2 separate regions of the Mus musculus genome follow, and region 2 is linked to region 1. Evidence: chromatin loops called from intact Hi-C (ENCODE). Cell type or tissue: heart. All regions are shown on one strand. Each heading gives the region's core, and the rest is flanking DNA. Links, peaks and the distances in the headings are about the cores only.

What was found. Peaks named below come from ENCODE experiments on the same cell type or tissue, not always from the same donor. Only the 100,000 strongest peaks of a DNase experiment are listed, where the experiment ranks them.
Region 2: a loop joins it to region 1, with 2.7 times the contacts of the local background. A loop is called at or near these places in 2 of 42 quality-filtered maps.

What each region holds. Positions count from the first base shown.
Region 1 is chr4:149,302,149-149,312,373 of GRCm38, forward strand. Kif1b (kinesin family member 1B) reads right to left here and starts at 5,585. Exons shown (of 49, transcript NM_001290995.1): 1 at 5,281-5,585. In heart, for the core only: CTCF peaks have their summits at 4,481 and 5,784 (motif pointing left); DNase peaks (open chromatin) are centred at 4,633 and 5,653; H3K4me3 peaks cover 3,001 bases; H3K27ac peaks cover 2,559 bases.
Region 2 is chr4:149,232,071-149,242,295 of GRCm38, forward strand. All of the region lies in intron 22 of Kif1b (kinesin family member 1B), which reads right to left. Among named protein-coding and RNA genes, the nearest start is that of Pgd, 70 kb to the left of the region's middle. In heart, for the core only: no CTCF peak of the experiment used is centred there; DNase peaks (open chromatin) are centred at 2,031 and 5,141.

The sequences.
Region 1 (10,225 bases), core at 1,444-9,443:
AATAAATAAAGTGTCTCCTCTCTCCAGCTAATTACAGTCAGCATGAGTGGCTCTAGAGTCCCCTACTTCTTTGATATTGTTCTTATTCAGGTTTCCAGCCTTTATTGCTAGGAGGCGACGGGAAGTGGTATGCACATTTTACACCACTGCTCTGCAAGTGTCTCTTACTTAACTTGCTCTGTCCTTGAACCTTTGTCTGCTTTTGTGGGGCTGGCTTCGGTCTCCTGAGTCCTGTTCCTGTCTACACACACACAGCCATCCAGCTCATCAAATACAGAGTTTTGTATAAATTTTAAAGATCTGCTGTGTTGTTTGGTTTTGATTTTAAGAACTAGCACTTGGATTGTATAACATACATCCCAGTTAAAATAAATAGTAAAATAAGCCATTACAAGAAATTTTTGTTTATACTTTGTAATACTTACTGCCTTTGGAAAGTATTTGAGCAAAGTACTATAAGCTCCACATATAATGAGACTATTGAAATATAAGTAAACAAAAATCTTGTGTACAGAGGGATAACTAAAAATACAGCTTGCCTGGACTAATAGTTTAGTTTAGAAATTAAAGCAAAAGGAAAAAATAAATCATAGTTTTTAATGCTAAATTTTAAAGTGGGTCAGGTATTAGTGCCCAGCACTCAGGAGCTTGAGGCAGGAGGGGGGAAGCGTGGACTGCATAGACCCTGTTTGAAAAAACAAAACTCTAAAGACAGCCTAAGGGGAAGGCATTGACTCATCCTGGTACTAAATGTTTGGTAGTGGTGTACACCTTCAGTCCCAGCACTTGCAAAGCAGAGGCAGCTCTCTGTGAGTTTGAGGCCAGCCTGGTCTACATAGTGAGTTTCAGGACAGCCAGAGCGACATAGAGACTCTGTCTCAAAACAACAACCAAACGGATCTCAGGACTGGTTCAGGCTGGCATGTGTCTAGTGGCCTTCAGAAGAGTAAGGAACTTAAAACAGCAACGGTTGGTATCGTAAGAAAAGAGCTGGAGCAGCAAACCCAGACGTCACAGTGTGGGAAACGAAGAGACGAGGAGCCTTGGGGCCTCAACACGGAATGCACAAGCAAGAAGACTTCAGAAGTGAGAACTCTAAATTACCAGGGTTTAAGATCAGAAGGCAAATTCGAGATCTGAAGGCAATGACATGTTAGAAGATGTGGCACAACAGTAACCAGAAAAGAACCCAGCCAGTGCTCGAGAAGTGAAGGAATTTTAAGGGAAGGATAGTTTTTAAAGAAGTTCAGCACAGTGGTCACTAACCCAGCTCTAGTCATGGTAGGGAAGTTTAGCAGGTTTCAGTTTCTTCACATGAGAAAGAGCTATAACAGTATGTACTTGGCATGGCTGTCTATGAATTTGGTTAATAAATGTGCTTACAGAAGAGCCTCCTGATATATAGAAACTGCTTAATATGAGCACAATGCTTTTCTCCTCGTTATTGCCGCTGCTACTGTTTACGTAGATAGTCACTGACATCTGCCGAGATGATGTGAAAAACCTGTATGAGGCTAGAGCCCTCGCTCAAGAGCACATTCCCTAGCTCAGCATATGCAAAGCCCAGGGTCCAGTGCCTAGCAACACAAAGATAACAATAAAATTTGAATGTGAGGGAAAACTGAGCCAAAAGATGCCCAAGTTACCAAAGGAGAAAATGACAGAAGTATGTAACTCAATGTCAAGCTCTGTTGTAAACATGAAAATTTTAAACTGTAAAATAAAATGGAAAAGCTTTATGGGGCTGGGGATTGGGTAGAGCACTTGCCTAACAAGTCCAGTCCTCAGCCCTGCCAACCAAAAAAAGGTTTTGTATCTAAGAAATAGTTTTCGTCTTTTAGTATATGTGCTGCCAACGCACGCATAGATGTTAGTCTTTTAACCTGCACCTCGTATGCAGCCATAAACAATCATAAGACCATTAATATTATACAGCATGAGAAAGAGAAAATCACAGACGCTTCCACAGCACAAGCAGCAGTGCACTAAGTGCATCAGAGGTAAAGGGAATATGCAACTGCAATGCGAAGGGAGTCTAAGAACAAATGGTAGGCCTTACAGTATTTTGGGATGAAGACCTGAGTCTCTCTGTGGGCTGGATTGACCTCTAACCACTATGAGAACAAACCAATCACTGAGCTCTTCACAAAAACAAAACAAAACAGAACAAAACAACCTCTGGGCAGTCCAAGACCCCTTCTACAAGCTTTCTTATCACAGCCACATCTGTTTAATGTCTTCTACCCTGCACCAAAATAAAGGTTCTAGAAGTATACATATTCACTCTCTTATGGAGTTCACACGTTTACCACTATCTGTTCACACAAGGCCTCTTCCAAAGAGAACACTGTGAAACAGGAACAATACACCTTTAACTTCAGGGCACTGTGAATTCTATCACATCAGTTTACAAGACCGAAGGGATATGCTTACTCTTGGGAAAGACTTGTTACAGTGAGTAGCCTGGGAAGGGGTTTACAAACAAGGCAGCAAGGGTTCATTGTTGACCTTTATTTTGTACACAGAACAAGACCAAAACAGAAAAAAAAATAGGCTAGAAAGCTTTGGCCTTGGGAACTGTTGACAGACTTTTCTTGGGCAATAATTTATTCCCTGCACTAATTTAGTAGAAAAAAAGAAAGTGCATTCATATCTGGTTTTGAAATGGAAAAGTCTGACCTATGCCTTAGAAACTGTACTTAATTGGATAAATTCTAGAAAAATATTCAATAGTGAAGACCTATGCAAACTCAAGAAATCTGTATTTAATCGGATAAATTCTAGAAATATATTCAACAGCAAAGACCTATGCAGAGTCAAGAAATCTTTCCTCCATTTCAGATTTATAATCAGGACTAATTTGTTGTTGTTGTTGTTGTTGTTTGAGACAGGGTTTCTCTGTATAGCCCTGGCTATCCTGGAACTCACTCTGTTGACCAGGCTGGCCTCAAATTCAGAAATCTGCCTGCCGCTGCCTCCCAAGTGTTAGGATTAAAGGCGTGTGCCACCACTGCCCAGCAGGACTAATTTTTTTCAAAAGCTTAAATTATATTTAATCTCAGTTCTTTACATGTACTTAAAGCTACTCCTTATTTTGATATGGAATCATAAACAAACATTCTGTATTTTTTTAATATTAATTAATGTACTGCCAACACCACTAACTTTAGTCTTGAGAAACAGCTTAGCAGTTAAGAGCACTGTTTGCTCCTGAGGGGGACCCTGGTTCAGCTCCCAGCACCCACAGAGTGGCTCACAATCACCTGTCACTCCAAGTCCAGAGGATCCAACCCTCATCTCTCCTTGGAGGGCACCACACAAGCACACAGTGCATATACATATACATGCAAGCAAAACACTCATACACATAAAATAAACAAATTAAAAAAAAAAACAAAATTAGTGTCTGTTGAAAGTTCACTGAGATTGCCTAACGGTAAAAATTATAAAAAAAAAAAAAATAGTGTGCTGATTTTTCTTAGAAATAGAAAAACATTGGAATTTGTTTTTGTAGTTATTCTTAAGTAGACAGATAATTAAAATAGGGGGAAAAAAGAACTTACGCATTTAAAAAAGGGAGCATGGATCGTGGGAGTCTAGCTCATTAGTAGACAGCTTGTCTAACATGTCTAAGACCCGAGCTAGCGCTCCAACTCCCTCCCAAAAACAAATATATATAATAAATGAAGTTTAAATTAAAGGGCATAAAGAAGGCAGGAGTCACACCATCTCTCCAGATCCTGTGCAGGATCAAAGTCTAGGAAAACACATTTACAGGCTCTCTCTGAAGCCAGTTATTGATCATTTCTAAATCTACTTTAAAACATCAAGATGAGTAATCTTCAAAGTCTCTCCTCAAATAGAACATTAACAACTTCAATTACTTCATAATCAATATCAACTACCACGCTTCTCAAATGAGAACGCAAGCTAAAATTTGGTTATGACTAAGCCGAATCCACAAAATGCCAACCTTTAAGTCCAATATCCACTATAATATCACTTTTAAACAGTTATTCAAAGCTGAACACCACTTTTCTCTGGGTTGAGACAGGCACATCATGACACAAAGCAGCATGCTTAGTGTTGGCAGAACAGCTGCTTGGACCAGAGAGAGCTACATAAGCAAGAGATCTGTTGACAATCTAAATTAGGCTACCTCCAGATTCCACAAAGATGACAACCTGCATCCTCCGAGATACTGCTGCAAGTCTTCTCTGCTACCAGTTTATTCCACTTTCCCTAATCTCTGCACGAAGAGATACTATGCAAATCTATGCACGCCATGCAATACGCCAAGAGCCTCCAATATGGTAAAGTGGCCTTAAACATCAACAGGCCTTCGAGGGCCAAAGCAGCGGTGGATTGCGATGATAAGGACAGAAACACAGAATTTCACCCCAACAAGAATGGAATCTTCAAGCCAGTTTACCCTGAAGGCTCATATAGCAATTCACCAAAGAGAAAAAGTGATTTGGGAGCTCAATTTTGCATTTCCAGTCGGTGAGGGTTTGCGTTGCATGAACAATGACTAGCTTGCTCTGAGTGGCCTCCCAACCCCCACAACTTGGCTTCTGGTGCGGCCAGTCACCCTGAAAGCTGCCAGGGCTGTCACTCGGTGCCTACCAGCAACCGGACTTGGCTCCTAAAGGATTTGTCAGATCATCCTCCCAATATGGCTGCCAGAGTGATCCTGGTCGGCTGAACGTCGAGCCCACACCAGCCTTCCTCCCATCTGGCCAGCATCCAACAAGCCCCCTCCCTCTGCATCGCTTCCTCCGTCCAGCCCTTGCGCCCTCCGCTCTGTCGGATGCCCTTTCCTACCTTCATCGGGCTCAGGGGCATTGCCACATTCCCGGTTGGAACCCTGATGCCAACCACAATAGGGGGTGAGAGAGCAGATGAGGGGGGAGAGATCGGCTGGCTCCTCAGAGCTGCAATGTGCGCACATACGGCGGGACAGCGACCGATCTGCTGGCCCGCGGACAGAGCGGGGCCTGGCAGCCCAGGGGAAGCGGAGGGCTGGTGCAGGGCACTGCAGGGGACCGGCAGGCCGCTGGACCAAAGCCCGGCGCTCGCGGCCGGCCGGCCAGGTCTCTCCACGGAGGGCGAGGCTCCTCACCGCGGAGCCAGAGCCCCGGCCGGCCGCGCCGCTTCCTCGCTTTGCCCCCTCCAGGCCCGTCACCGGCCGGGAGTCCCTCCCGCGGGAGCGGCCCCCTACACCGGCGCCGCGGCACCACCGCCCACCTCGCCTCGGCCGCCCCACCTCAGCCTCCTCACCTCAGCCGCGCTGCGGACAGACGGGCGAGCCGGCCGAGTCAGAAGACGCCGAGGCGCGCAGGGGCGCGGGAGGCCGGGCACCGACGCACCTCAGCGCAGGCAGCGGCCGCCGCGAGCCGCAGGGCGCCGCTCCGCAGCCCCATCACGCGGCCGCCCAGCTCTGCATCGAGGATTGGCGGGAGGCCGGGGCGCGGCTGTGGATGCGGCGGAGGAACAGAGAGAAGCCCGGATCCGAGCTGTCGCCTCCCGGGACCACTGCCGTCTGACTACACCGCGACGCTGCTCGCCAAACTCCGCCCGAAGCCGCCGGCGCGGGACACCGCCCCGAGCTAGAGCGCCGAGCGTCACCTCGGCCCGCCCAGCAACCGAGACCGACGCGGAAGGTGACCAATCGCGATGAAGACCTTGAGACAGATGACCAATAGTAAAGCGTGGCTGGAAGAGGGGGCGGGAGGTGCCGGCGGAGCGACGGAGACACTCGAGCGCCCCCTGGTGGTACGGGAGCCGATGCGGGTGCGGGTGCGGGCGTGCCTGGTGGGCGAAGCCGGTGTCCAGAGTTCCCTCCCGGGTGACCCCCGGAAAGGTGTTAGTGGGTAGCAGCCGCGCCTGTGTAGCCGAATGACCCGCTTCGTAAGGGGACAAAAAGTGGCTCAGTGACCGGGCGGGACTGGACGGTCCAGATGCCATCCGGAGAGCTGGGATTATGTGGGAGCGGCCGAGTGTGGAGTCATTGTCCGTTTAGAAAAACAGCTCAAACGGTGAAGCCACCGAGCCCGGCGCGGTGGGAACGGAACCACGCTCAGGCATGAGTGTATCCAGCAGAAAGCTTCCTAGCCTATTCTTGTCGAACCCCAGCACAACACCTCCCACACGCCACCTTGGGAGAAAAGGAGGAATGAGTAATGGGAAAGCATGACTTAGTGGGCATTCAGCGTCTCCTTGGGAGATGGCGTGCTGGTGTGAGCACAGGAACAAAACGCTTTGTATCGCGCCCAGTGAATGGACTGAGCGGCCTGAGAGAGATGCCCCTAGAGGGGGTTACCAGGGCTCATAAGAACACAAAAGCTCTATGAGCCATGTTTTTTAAAAATCAGATTTAGGTTCAGCTCAAATGAAAAGCCCCACAGACGTTCATAAGCAGCTCAATTCAGTGCTTAGTAAAATATCACAATGACAACCTGCCAATCACACTGCATTTTAAGGTTAGAGGATGTGGTTTGGATTTATTAGCAGAAATTGAAAGTAAGATTTTTTTTTTTCTCTCAACCCTGACTTTAATACAGAATTACTGGGTAGAGAAAGGCCTACACACTAAAACGTGAGAATTAACTTTCTACACTAACGACTCTGGGCAATCACCATGCCACTGAAGTTCCAGACTCCCACTATTCCACATTCATTGGACACTTCTCATTGTGTTTATTTACTTGTTTGTTCTTGTTTGTTCAAGACAGAGGGTCTTGGTAGCTCAGGCTCTCCTGAAACTCACCAAGCAGACAAGGCTGTCTTGAAACCTACAGAGAGATCTGTCTACCTCTGCTTCCTGACTGCTGGGATTAAAGATCCGTACCACTAAGCCCAGCTCTCATTTTCTTTAGAATGTACACTCCACCTTCCCACAAAAGGAGTTGATGTCATTTATTCTGAAACACACACAGAATAGAATTGCTTAAAATATTAGGAGCAACGATTTGAGTGGAAGGTCAGCCTGGGCTACATAGAGAAACCCTGTCTTAAACAAACCTAGATGGCTTAGTGGGTAAAGTGCTTCCGATGAGCTGAGGATCCCAGTGCGGTGTCCAGAGCCCGTGTCCAGGTGGATGGAGAGTGCCTGATGAACACAGTCATCTTCTGACACAGACACACCTTACACCCCCACTGTACCATAACAATAAAGTTTAACAGACATCAATAAAATACCTAAAGCAAGAAGTTGGCATGGAAGTGTGGCTAAGTGGGGTGCGCTTGTTTAGCATGTGGGAAGCCCTGACTTCCGTTCTTGAAATGGAGGAGGAGGAAGAAGAGGAGGAGGAGGAAGGAAAGAGGAAGAGGAGCTGAATCATCAGGGGTAGAGAAGCGCTGATGGATTTGCACAGGAGCAAGAGCTGCTGACATGGACACACTTACGTTTCAGAAAGCCAGGAGAAAGGTCTTCAACCGTCTCGCTATAAAGAAGGAGGCGCTAGAGAGATGGGTCTGCAGGGAAGTGTACTTCTTGCTATGAAAAGGACCAGAGCTCCCAGTACCCACATTTGGGCAAAGCACAACCACCTGTAACTCCAGCTCCAGGGGGCTCTGACATCTCCAAGGACACCTGCACTCCTGTGCACATGCCAACACATAGATAGACTCACACACACACACACACACACACACACACACACACAAGTTTTTTATTGAAAAGATAAATCTTTCTAAAATGTTTAAAGGATATAAATATGCTAAACCCAACTTAAACATTATTCAGTGTTTATGTGTCCAAACAGTATGCCATCCTCATTAATATATACAATTTTAATATCTTCATACATCATAAAGTTTTTCAAAAGAATTATCTATTTTGTGTATATGAGTACACTGTAGCTGTCTTCGGACATACCAGAAGAGGTCATCGGATCCCATTACAGATGGTTGTGAGCCACCATGTGGTTTCTGGGAATTGAACTCAGAACCTCTGGAAGAGCAGTCAGTGTTTTTAACTGCTGAGCCATCTCTCTAGTCCCATCATAAAGTTTTTTAAGCAAATAAGCTATGAAGAAAAGCCTGCTTGGGCCAGGAATGATGGGCATGCCAAATTCTCAGCACTCAGGAGACAGAGTCAGGAGGATCGCCACAAGTTGGGAGCCAGCCTGTGCTACATACGGAGTAAGCTAGCCAGGGGTACACGGTGACACCCTATTCCACAAAACCAAACAACCAATTAAACAAACAAAAACAGACTATTTCTGCTTGAAGAAGCAGAATGCAGAAAATGAGGAAGAATATCAAAAAACTAGAGTCCGGGAAATAGGCTACCTCTGAGCATGGGGCTCTCTCATGCCGCGGCATCCTGAAGGCCAAGACGAACCTGAAAGTGTGGTAGCATAATAAGCAGAGCTCCATCGAGTCATGGGAGACACCCACTTAAACCCAGGCTTAGTGCTGTGAGTTTATTAACCCCTAGATGGTTTGGACACTCGATGGATCTCAATCTAAAAAAGAATCTTCGTGGAGGTAGCAGGGTAGCAAAACCAGACCCATCAACAGAGGCAGATAAGACGGCTCTATACCACGAGGCCACATAGCCTGCTATGCGTACCTAGGCTTTTGATCCTCTGACAAATGAAGTCACCCAGCACAGTCATTAAGTTTCTCTGCTAACAGATTTTATGTAAAAGAACCTCTCTAAAATCACACGTTACTGTGAGAGTGAATTCAACATGGTCTGATGAGACTACCCCTGAAATTACAGTACAAAGAATGTGAGAGACAAACGCCCTTTGCCTCTAGTTAGCGTCTCCATAGCAGCACACAGACTAGAGCTCTGTTGTGTTTTCACGAGCATACACACACCTGGAACTGGAACAGAAGAACCGGATACGTACATGGGTGTAGGAGTATAACATATGACAGCAGCAACATGAGGAGTCAGTGGGCCAGTGTTAGCCCATAAATGATAATGAGGGATGCTGGGATAATTGATAGGATGAGACAGAGCAGACTCACTCTGGAGGCTGAGGAAAATCAGGAGTTCAAGATCAGCCTTGTGTTTGAGGACAACATAAGCTATATAAGATTACATCTCAAAAAGCAACAACTACAACAGAATGTGATTTCCTTTTTCTATCCCATGTAAAATAGAAATTCAGGTAGATTAAAAACCTAAATCAAAGCAGGGCATAGTAGCACATGGCTTTAGGCCCAGCACTCAGGGAAGCAGAGGCGGGTAGTGAGTTTGAAGCCATCCTGGTCTGCAGAGTGAGTTCCAGGATGGGCAGAACTATAGAGAGAGACCCTGCCTTGAAACAAACAAACAAACAAACAAAAAATAAAATAAAAAAGAAACAAAAAGATTAAAGACTTATATCAGAAAAGGCAAGCTTTAAGCATTTTACTAGAAAACAGAAAAGAGCTTTGCGACTTTGAAATAAAAAAAAAAAAACAAACAAAAAAACAACTTAAGAGATCAAAGGCACTGACTGATGAATTCTACTACAAGGTTTACACTACAAAAGATAAGCAGAGAGCAAGCCGGTGTCAGGTAAGGAAGTCCATGCCTGTAATTCCAGACAGTAGAGTTCAAGGTTATCCTTGGCTACATAGTGAGTTCCAGGCCAGCCTGGGATATAGGAAAGATTGTTTAAAAGAAGGGAGTCAGGAAAGAAGGAAGGAAGGGAGGGAGGGAGGGAAGGAGGGAGGGAGGGAGGGAGGGAGGGAAGGAGGGAGGGAGGGAGAAAAGACATCACAGAGCAAGACATACCAAGCAGCAATTCAATCTAACACTTTCTGTCTTCTTTCTCTGTCTCTCTGCCTGCCTGCCTGTCTCCCTCTTGGCCTGCCTGTGTATTTGTGTGTGTGTGTATGTGTGTATGTGTGTGTGTGTGTGTGTGTGTGTGTGTGTGTGTGTGTGTGTGTATAGCCAGAGACACTCACCTTGTGTTTGAGCTGGGATGTCTCACTGGGCCTGGAGTTAACTGAGATTAGACTAGATTGTTAGACTGGTTGGCCAGCAGGCCCCAGGGACCAGGGACTGGTGGTTACTGCTTTCCCAACTCTAGGGTTACATGAGGATGCCACCTTGCCTGGCTTTTACATGACTGACGGGTATTAAGTTCAGATGCGGGCGCTTATGTGGCAAGCACTCTACCAAGTACACTTCCCGGCCACTAATGTTTTACAGAGAGAGGGAGAGAGGGAGAGAGGGACGGAGGGAGGGAGAGAGAGAGAGAGAGAGAGAGAGAGAGAG
Region 2 (10,225 bases), core at 1,128-9,127, 70 kb before region 1:
TGCAGGCCATTTATCACACCGCACTGGAACTACCTCTGTGTCCGAGAACACTAGGGATCTTAGAAACCTGCACTAGTTTCTCCCAGAGTGGAGAAATACAAAGTACCCAGAGGGAAAGGATGTGAAATGCGGTACAGAACAACGTAGGCTCTGCCTCTCTCAGAAAGCACAGTATATTAAAAATCCATGCATATGAGATTCATGTGTTGTCTTCTCATTTGCAATGCATAATTTTCCAACTTGAAAAAATATGCTAGGTCTAAATTTTTTTTAAGTAATTTATTTTTATTTTATTTTATGTGCATTGGTGTTTGGCCTGCATGTCTGTCCGTGTGAGGGAGTCGGACCCATGGGAATCTGAATTACAGATGGTTGTGAGCTGCCATGTGGGGGCTGGGAAGTAAACCTAGGTCCTCTGGAAGAGCAGCAGTCAGTGCTTTTAACAGTTGAGCCATCTTAGCTAAGTCCAAAATTTTAATAAGACCACCGAGTCATTAAAAAAATAAGAATAAAAATTCTGTTTTGTCCTGTTTCATCTTTAGCAGACTAACAATCATCTGAGTGGAGAAAACCTGAGGCTAAAGTAGAGAGAAAAGGTATGTCAGTTAAAATAATTTCAAATCATGACTATGTAATGAAAAATTGAAAAGTTTAATTATAAAATGAAATATTTTTATTCATATATTAAGAGATTGTTATTTAAGAGAAACAGCACAAAGTATAACTGAATGCACTGTCTTATCATCCTGTGCCTCTGGAGACAAAGCTCAGGCCCTGTGTGGCAGGTTAAGTGCTACTATCCCATTAGCTACATCCTGGGGCCCTGGGTTTCATAAAATAGAAAAGGACATTAAATGTAAAAGCTTGAAAATCCATACAAAAAGACCAACGTGTGGATACTTCATTCCTCCTTAGAATAGGTAACAAAATACCCATGGAATAAGTTACAGATACAAAGTTTGGAGCTAAGTCGAAAGGATGGACCATCCAGAGACTACCCTACCCCACCCCATCCATCCCATAATCAGCCACCAAACCCAGACACTATATTGCATATGCCAGCAAGATTTTGCTAAAAGGACCCTGTTACAGTTGTCTCGTGTGAGGCTATGCCAGTGCCTGGCAAATACAGAAGTGGATGCTCACAGTCAACTACTGGATGGAACACAGCACCCCCCCCCCCCATGGAGGCGCTAAAGAAAGGAGAAGCTAGAGAAAGTACCCAAGGAGCTGAAGGGGTGTGCAACCCTATAGGTGGAACAAGAACATGAACTAACCAGTACCCCCAGAGCTCGTGTCTCTAGCTGCATATGTAGCAGAAGATGGCCTAGTCGGCCATCACTGGGAAGAGAGGCCCCTTGGTATTGCAAACTTTATATGCCCCAGTACAGGGGAACGCCAGGGCCAAGAAGCGTGAGTGGGTGGGTAGGGGAGCAGGGCGGGGGCAGGGTTTAGGGAACTTTCAGGATAGCATTTGAAATGTAAATAAAGAAAATATCTAATAAAAAAAAAGAAAATCCGTACAAAAATACAAAGAAAAGGATACTTGGCACACAACTATCTTCAGATGAAAGAGCAGGAAGAGACTGAGAAATCAGAATTCCCCTGTTTCACTTACCCCTCCTCCCCAGTGATAAACCACACTTAAAGATCATGCCAAGGCTTATTTCAGGAAGATTTTATTTCTTTAATATTACAAACTAACTCTCCCTTTCTGAGAAGGCAGTCTCACACCCAGACAATCTTCAAGCATGGTTTTAAGAAATTGAGAGAAAAATCAGAGTTCATCAACAAGAAGATTCACAACTTCTCTTTACAGTAATAATAGGAAAAAACGATACATTTCACAACCTAAAGTGGGCCACACCTAGAGCAGAGCTTAAAATGATATCAATCAGACAGGTATGAAAATCATTTGTAACGAATCTGTCTCCAACAGTACAGAACACAAGCTTGCTTTACACTGAACCTAAAACGTCTTCATCACACTGCAGTAGGCCCCAGGAAGCTTCCTCTGCTCGAAGGCTTCTGTGTAAATCATTAAGGCAAGTCAACAAAGGACCAGGAAGGCACCCGCTACAGCAGTGACCACGGGAAGCCCACGCAACTGCTTATAATCTGATAGCATTTAAAAAGTCAGGCATCGCGGTAACAGACCCAGTGTTTTGTTTTTAGTATCTTACATCTAAAGCACAAAGGTCAGTTCAAGTCACTTCAATGTAATAAACAATTCCTATTTGTCGTGTTACCTATGAAAGGAGAAACAATGTGCTATGCTAGAAGGATCAGAAGCAAGAGTAGAGGAAAAGCCCTTTGGTTTTAATTTATTAACCAGATTTTGTAACTGTCCATAGAATTAACAGTCTGCTCTGGAAAACCTTATCCAATAAAGTAGGACTCTACTACAGGCCTGGTAATGCCAGTTCCCACGTATGAACACTTCTCTCCATTTCACAATGATAACACCTAGGAATATTTTCAGAATAAAATAATGCTTTAATGAAGACAAGTTTTCTTTGGTCTTGTTTAAGCTGAGGGGGAGATACCACTATATTAAAACAAAACCAAAAAGTAAACAAACAAAAAGACAAGCTGAGCCTGCTAACACACACCTCTAACTCCAGCAACTGTGGAAGCTGATGCAAAAGGATTCCAAGTTCGAGGCCAGTGTGGGCAAATCGAGGAGACGCCGTCTTAATAAAGGAATAAGACCCCACAAAAGCATGATGGTGGTTTATACTTGTTCAGTGAGTCTAACAAGCTATTTTGTACACACAGTTTTCTAAGGTAAGTGCTCTCAAATGCAAGAAAAGATACTGCTAGCAGTGAATTCTTTTCTTTTCTGGTTGCCTAGAAAAGCAAGGGTTTCTTTAATGTCTGGTATTTCAGTCATACAAGGGCACTTGGATTAGCAGAAGAACAAAGGTGATTCTTTGGAATATCTCTGGGGGCAAAATGCCACCCACATGTGTACAGGAAAACAGTACAAAACTTTTCACTGTAATGTTGGCATCGAGGAGTGAGCTTACTTCAGTGTTTAATAGGAAAGGAAAGCATTTATCTGTAACAAAGTGAGCCTCTATGGACCTGAAATATCTTCTGTCAAGTTAGAGCCTAAGTAATTAACACTTTAAGTTTCAAAAAAATGAATTTTTGACAAACACCCAGGTAGTATAATTATGTGTGAAGAAGAAAGAGTTACAGAGACAAACTGAAGTGACTGACTTGAGCCTACCAAGAATACATTCAGACCAAATGGCACAGAGATTGTCGTCTCGATGAAGTCAACACACAGCAGGCCTCACTCGCCCAAGTTGAATCTGCCATATAAACTGTCACTGAAGACTAGAACTGTTCTAGCTAGGAAAGGAGACGGATCTTCCCCCCAATTTTTTAAGGAAAAAAAACATGTTGGAAGCAATTTTCTGTGCGTTAAGACAGCATTTTCTTAAAAGAGAGAGGAGAAAAAGCCCACTACAATTAAAATTAATATGTCTAATAAAACAGTATCCACACACAAAGCAGGAAAAAAAAGTACATAATCAGAGTCTTGAAGGCCTCCGTGAGTGCTATGCTCTCTTGAAGGCCTCCGTGAGTGCTATGCTACCTTGGCTGCAAGTTTTCACACCGCTGGAACACAGATGTTTGGTGCACGACCTGGTGTGACCTAGGAATCTTCAGCACTGTCAATTCTGGTCATCTCTAGTTCTAGAAAAGCTTCTGACAAGTACAAGAGAGGAAGAAGTCTATAGAAAGCCATTCTTTTCTTCCATGAAAATCCACCTTGTCTTTCTATTTTTTTTCTTTTTCCTTTTTTCCTCTTCTTTCTTTTTTTATTCAAAGAGGCTTCTCCATCGAGGCAAACTGCAAGCACAGCATGGTGAAGTGAGGTATTGACAGAGGAGTGACTGTTTGCAGGACTTAGCTGTCCTTGCTAGAGGATCTGTGTGCATTACAACTGTCGAACAAGGAACAGTTTATTATATACATGGCTCCAGACTCAACCAAAGTTCGGTTTTATTATCTCCACTTTTGGAAAAAGGCAGTGAAGAGGTGTCTATCGGCTGCCTTCTTGCCATGCCCCATCTCTTCCTTCTTGCACTGAATAATCTTCTTAGAAACTTACACACATTGCTCAGAGCACACATTGTTGTTGGTATTTCTATTGGCATAATTTTAGCAAATATAGTTCGTGCTATGAGTAAAATAGTCAGTAAACTTCAAAATACAAACCAAATCGAAACTGAGAAAGTGTCAATTTAAAGATTTTAGAGATATGACAAATTTTCTATATGTTCTGATATAGTAAAAATTACTGACTCGGTTCCTTAAAAATGTAGACTAAGATAATGACATGTAAGATGCAAGGCTGTGCAGAAAAAACATGTCTGAAGACCTTGGATTTATGCTTGTAAAACTGCCAACAATTTTTAATGAAAAGTACAGACACCAAGGCGAAGCCTAAAGCTGTATCCACATCGTTGCACGTTGGTTTTCAGTCAACTTCTAAGGTGCTTGGGGAATAAGAGGCATTTCTTCTATATATCAAATTCTTATTTTGAGCATTTCCATAAAACAAGAGGCAGGTCTTTTGGGATATCAAAGCACTATTAAAAAAAAAAATCTTACACCAAAACAAGAGAAGCCAGTGTAAGTACATTAATAATCTAGGCACCATAGAGGAAAGTATCAGAAAAATACAGGGCCTTGATGTTTTATACCCAATTCTAGCACCTGCCCACTGATAATGCACAATCACACGGGAGGCACTGAAACATTTACCAGTGTTTTACATTTTAACAATAAAGACCAGTTAGTATCTGTAGGAACACAACACTAAACTCATGATGCATATAGTAGGCACCAACTCAATCCATGAGCTAACATAACACTGCCTGGTTCCATTGCTACAACTTCAAGTTTGTCCAGTAATCTACCTAGACTGTGGTTTCTCGACCTGCTTTGAGATTGGGTGCTGAGAATTGTCTCCTCATCCTCGGAGGTGTCACGAACTGGTTACAGTGGCTGGGCTTGTCAGTCTGCTTTTGACAGCAGCTGGCTGTGCTACCCTCTACCTGACCTCCAGTGTTATAATTACAGTAAGGCTGCCGGTGTTGGTGAATGTGACGCTTGGCCTGGAAAGTTTGTAGATCAGCGGTGGGGTGACCGCTGTGGGAGTTTAGGGACTCCGAGGAGGCAGTCGCCTGGCAGCGCGTGGTTTTCGGTTGGCCGTTATTGAGAGAATTGCTTCTCCACCGTAGCTGAGGTGGTGGCTGTTGGTTGCTGATGTGCTGTTTGCTAACTTGGATATGATCCTGACTTCTTGTGCCCCACGCTGACTGTACATCTCTAGAAGCTGCTCTGCCCACTTTTTCTTGGCTTTCTTCTTTATTTCCTTTTCTTCCTTCTTCATCTTTTGGAATTCTTAGCTCAATAACCTCATCTTCTGTTATAATAATATGTGTCCCAGGACTCCAAGAGTTTCTGTGTTTAGGATTGCTCTTAAAGGGAAAGCGGGGCTTCCGGTTCTCAGGAGGGATGAACCTGTGGGGTACGTTCTGCCGACGAAGCTGCTTTGTTATCTCTTGCTGTTGCAGGTTCTTAAACCGAATTTGTTCTTGCCTCATCCAACGTAGACGTCCACGTCTAAAAGCTGGATCCCCGTTCATCAGCTGGGAAACGCGCTCTTCTTTGCCAAGTTCTCCACTCTCTCCTTTACTGACACCATTATCAGAGACGCTGTTAGCACCAGCAACTAGGGGCTCTTTTGTCTTGTGGCTTCCTTGACTCTTCTGTTCCTGTGATCCAATCAATGGCAAGACTTTCTCCATTTTGAGCATTTTATTTCTTAAGACTTTGATCTCTTCGTCTTTCATATTATTTTGCTTTTTGACTTCTTGCAAAATATCTTCCAGCTTGTCTATGTGAACCTTGAGGTCATCTACATCGGTTCCACCTTTCCCAGTGACCATCATATCTTCAATCTTCTCATCCCCTACCCCAACAGTGTCCCAGACATCCCTGGCCACAGCCCTCCAAGAGTCTCGCTCATTGGGATCTTTCTTCCCATACATGGCACAAAGCTCTTTCATCTTAACAATGGCCAAGGCTTCGATCTCCTGCCGACTGTGCCTAAAGTCATTGAGGGCAACCTCATAGCAAATCTCTTTGACAGCCTGGATCTTAAGATCTGAGATGGTGACCCACTTGGAATCTTTGCTCAGGCGCCTTCTTTGCGGGATCTGATACATTTTGATTGGCTCTCGCTTCTTCCCACTGCTGGGGAGGCCACACTTTTTAACAATGGTTTGTAACTTGCTGGGAGGCAGCTTTTCTCTCAGAGAAGTTATCAGTTTCCAGCTCTCTTCACAGGATCGCTTGTCAGAATCGTCCCCGCTATCAGAATCCGCGTCCTTTGGGAAAACAAAATAAAAAAAATGGCCCCCAAATAACCAAAATTAAAATGTAAAAAGGAAAATCAAATTGATGAAAAAGCAAGCAAAATGCTTTAAACAAATTTAAAACAAAACAAAAATCTAAAATGAAATTTAAAAAACCCAAAAAACAAAACAAAATCTAGATGAGGAAATCTATTAAGACCTATGTATATGTGGATTAATTAATACAAAGATTTATTTCTATTGCTAATCCAGATTCCCACTTTCTGGGATAAATGAAACACATTCTTGGAGGGCTGAACAGCCTCTCATTCGGGTCATAAGAACTTAGTGTGAGGCCGCCCCGCCCCAAGTCCCACACACGCCAACAGCCCTCGCAGCCCCTCTCCCACATTTGCCTTGGTTATTGCTGTTGCTTTGTCCAGAACCTCCTTCCCCAAGAGTGAGCACGGATGCATACAGAGATGTGACGAGCAGGCAGATTAACAAGAGGTTAGTAAGGCTGCAGATGCCAAGTTCTGTTTAGCTTTACTAAAATGAGCAACCCTAGGAAAAAAGTTAGATAGGAAGTAGAGAAAGAAGCAAACAGATGATGTTAAAGTGTAAGAACCCCTCTTTGCAGACCATGTAAGGTTCTAATCAGGCAGACTCGCTTTCCTATTGGATGGGATTCAAAACTGGAAGCAGATGCTGGATTTGCGATTTATATTAAGGGTTGTTACTCTGAGTACAAGAAAGTAATAAAAAAAGATCACAGCTTATTTTTTACTTTTTTTTTTAACACAATGAAGCCAATAATACCACCTTCTAAAATTTTAAGAAATTACTAGAACAAAAATTAAGCCTGTCATTAAATATAATTAAAAGTTTCTACATTTTAAACCTGCATTCATGGGAGAGGGTGCTTGGGCCTTGTACACGCTAGGCAGGCACTCGGCAACTCTAGTATAATAGAGTATTTCAGAAGCTAGGCATGGGGCTTACACCAAAGCCTCAGCACAGGTGAGCCTGAGACTGGAGGATTGCCACAAGTTCCAGGACAATCTGGGCTTAGAATGAGATTGTCCCCAAACAACAACAACAATCAACCAAAACAATGCCTACAGAGGAAACAATCATGTTTTCTATTTAGAAACCTCAGGTGGTTTCCAGTTCCTTGGGGACTACTACTCTTTTTTTAAGATTTATCTATTATTATATCTAAGTACACTGTAACTGTCTTTAGATGCACCAGAAGCAGGCATCAGATCTCATTAAAGGTGGTTGTGAGCCACCATGTGGTTGCTGGGATTTGAACTCAGGACCTTTGGAAGAGCAGTCAGTGCTCTTAACCGCTGAGCCATCTCTCCAGCCCAAGGACTACTACTCTTAAGTGGCAAATGCTGCCAATAAAAACAAAAAATAAAGTGTATATACAACAGCTCCGCTTGGGCTGTCTTCCAGTTATCTGAGCTGCAGCATTGCTTCTTTTCAAAAACCAAGAAGAAAAAAAAAAAAAATCAAAGCTAGGCTTAAAATGTTACGGCTTCACAACAGTTTCAGGTTCTTCTCCTTTTCCTTCTTTTTTCCTTTTTCCTTCTTTTTTTTTTTCTCTCTCTCTCTCTCTCTTTCTTAAGGATTTTTACTTATTTCTCCCCAGCCCCCTCTGTGTGTGTCTATGTGTCTGTGCTTTGCTTACGTGTTCCTATGTGCATCATGTGCATGCCTAGTGCCTGCAGAGGCCAGAAGTGGACACTGGATCCCCTGGGACTGGAGTTACAGACATTTTTGAGCTTTCATATGGGTACTTGAATTGAAACTAGGTCTTCTGGAAGAGCAACCAGTGCTCTTAACTATCAATCCATCCCAGCTGTTCTTTTTATTTTTATAGTTTATTATTTTTTTTACTTTAATTTTATGGGTTTGGGTATTTTGCCTGCATATATGTCAGTGTGCCATATGCATGCCTAGTGCCCAAGGAGGTCAAAAGAGGATGTTGGATCCCCCTAGAGTGACAGATGACTGTGAGATGAAATGCTCCTCTGGAAGAGCAGCCGCTACTCTTAGCAGCTATGCTATGTCTCCAGCTCTCCTAACCAACTGTTCTTAATGCACATTATTCTTGCCTGCGATTATCAAAACTGTTTCTCGGTGTAGCTCTGACTATCAGTGAACTCACTCTGTAGACCAAGCTTAGAGATCTGCCTGCCTCTGCCTCCTGATTGCTGAAATTAAAGACATGTGCCACCACCACCCAGTAAACATCAAAAACAAATAACATATCTTATTTTCAATGTACATCTGTACGTATGGTCCTCTTAGGAGGGAATTAAAAAATAGTATCTGCAATAACGATAATGATTAGTATTCTTTTTAATTTAAAGACACTTGCTATTGATATGCACTTCTTCCGAATAAACAGGTACTGAACACTATAAGTATAAACACTACTTGAAAATTTAACAAGGAAAAGCAGATCAAGGCAAGCTTATAGATTCTATACTTTCGAATACTTTTGTGGTATATACATGTACATACATGTGTGTAGGCCAGAGGTCTATGTTGGTCCTCTCTCTCTCTAAACCTTGTGTTTTGAGACAGGATCTCTTGGTAAACCTAGATCTTGCCTTTTGCACTAAACTGGTTGGCTATCAGACCCCAGAATCCACCTGGCTCTCCTCCCCCCAGGTTGGATGAATGCATGCCTCCTCGCCTGGTTTCACAAGGGCACTGGGGAATCCAAACCCAAGTTCTCAGGCTTGCACAGCAAATATTGTACTCACTATGACATCTACTTGTCCCCTGTTGTCCTTTTTTGTTTAAAAAAGCAGAATGGGAGCTTTAAGTATAGCTTAGCGACAAAGGGTTTGCCCTAGCATGGGCAAGGCCCTAGGCTCAATCCCAGCACCACAGAGAAAATAGTGGAAGGCTAATCCTCTGTGTGTGCTTTGTTATATGAAGGTCAAGGTTCTCGGGAGGTCAGCTAGGCAGGCCAGCCAATAAGCTTGTTCCCACCACTTCTCCAGCCTAGGAAGTTGCCATGCCTGGTTCTTTCTCCAGGTCTTTATGCTTGTACAGCAGCTAATTTACCGACTGTGCCTTCTCCTGTTCTCAAGACAACATCAGTAGAAGAAAAGGCATGTCTGTCTGACTTGAGTGGGTTTTTGCTTTTTTCAACCATATAAACTTAGTTTCCTACAATACAAATTATCTTACATTCTTCCACATAAATGTTATTTTATTTCTTGGCTATTTTTCTTTTATAATTGCTTAGGGATAAAGTGAATATTTTTGAATCTAGAAAATGGCAAGTATTCTAGTCATTACCTAAGTGCTAGACTTGAGATATCAAAGATATATTTAAATTCTAAAACGAAACAAAAATCTATATAAATTTAAAAACTCAAATTAAATCAAACGGTCATAATTTTCTTCCTTTTAAAAACTACTATTGAGCTGGGCGTGGTGGCTCATGCCTTTAATCCCAGCACTTGGAGGCAGAGGCAGGCAGATATCTGAGTTCGAGGCCAGCCTGGTCTACAGAGTGAGTTCCAGGACAGCCAGGGCCATACAGAGAAACCCTGTCTCGAAAAACCAAAAAAAAAAAAAACCAACAACAAAACCCTACTATTAAACTAACTCTTTACAGTTCAAATTTACCACCATATCTTGTTCTGATCATGATACAAACACAAGTTTTAAGTCCATTTCAATTAAAGAAGATTTGATGCTATTTGAACTTGCTGATTACAGACTTGGAAATACTACTTGGGCCTTGCGACTTCACCTGCCACTAAAAGTTCCATCGATGTTTACTGTATAACAAATGCACGATCGGCCTGATGGAA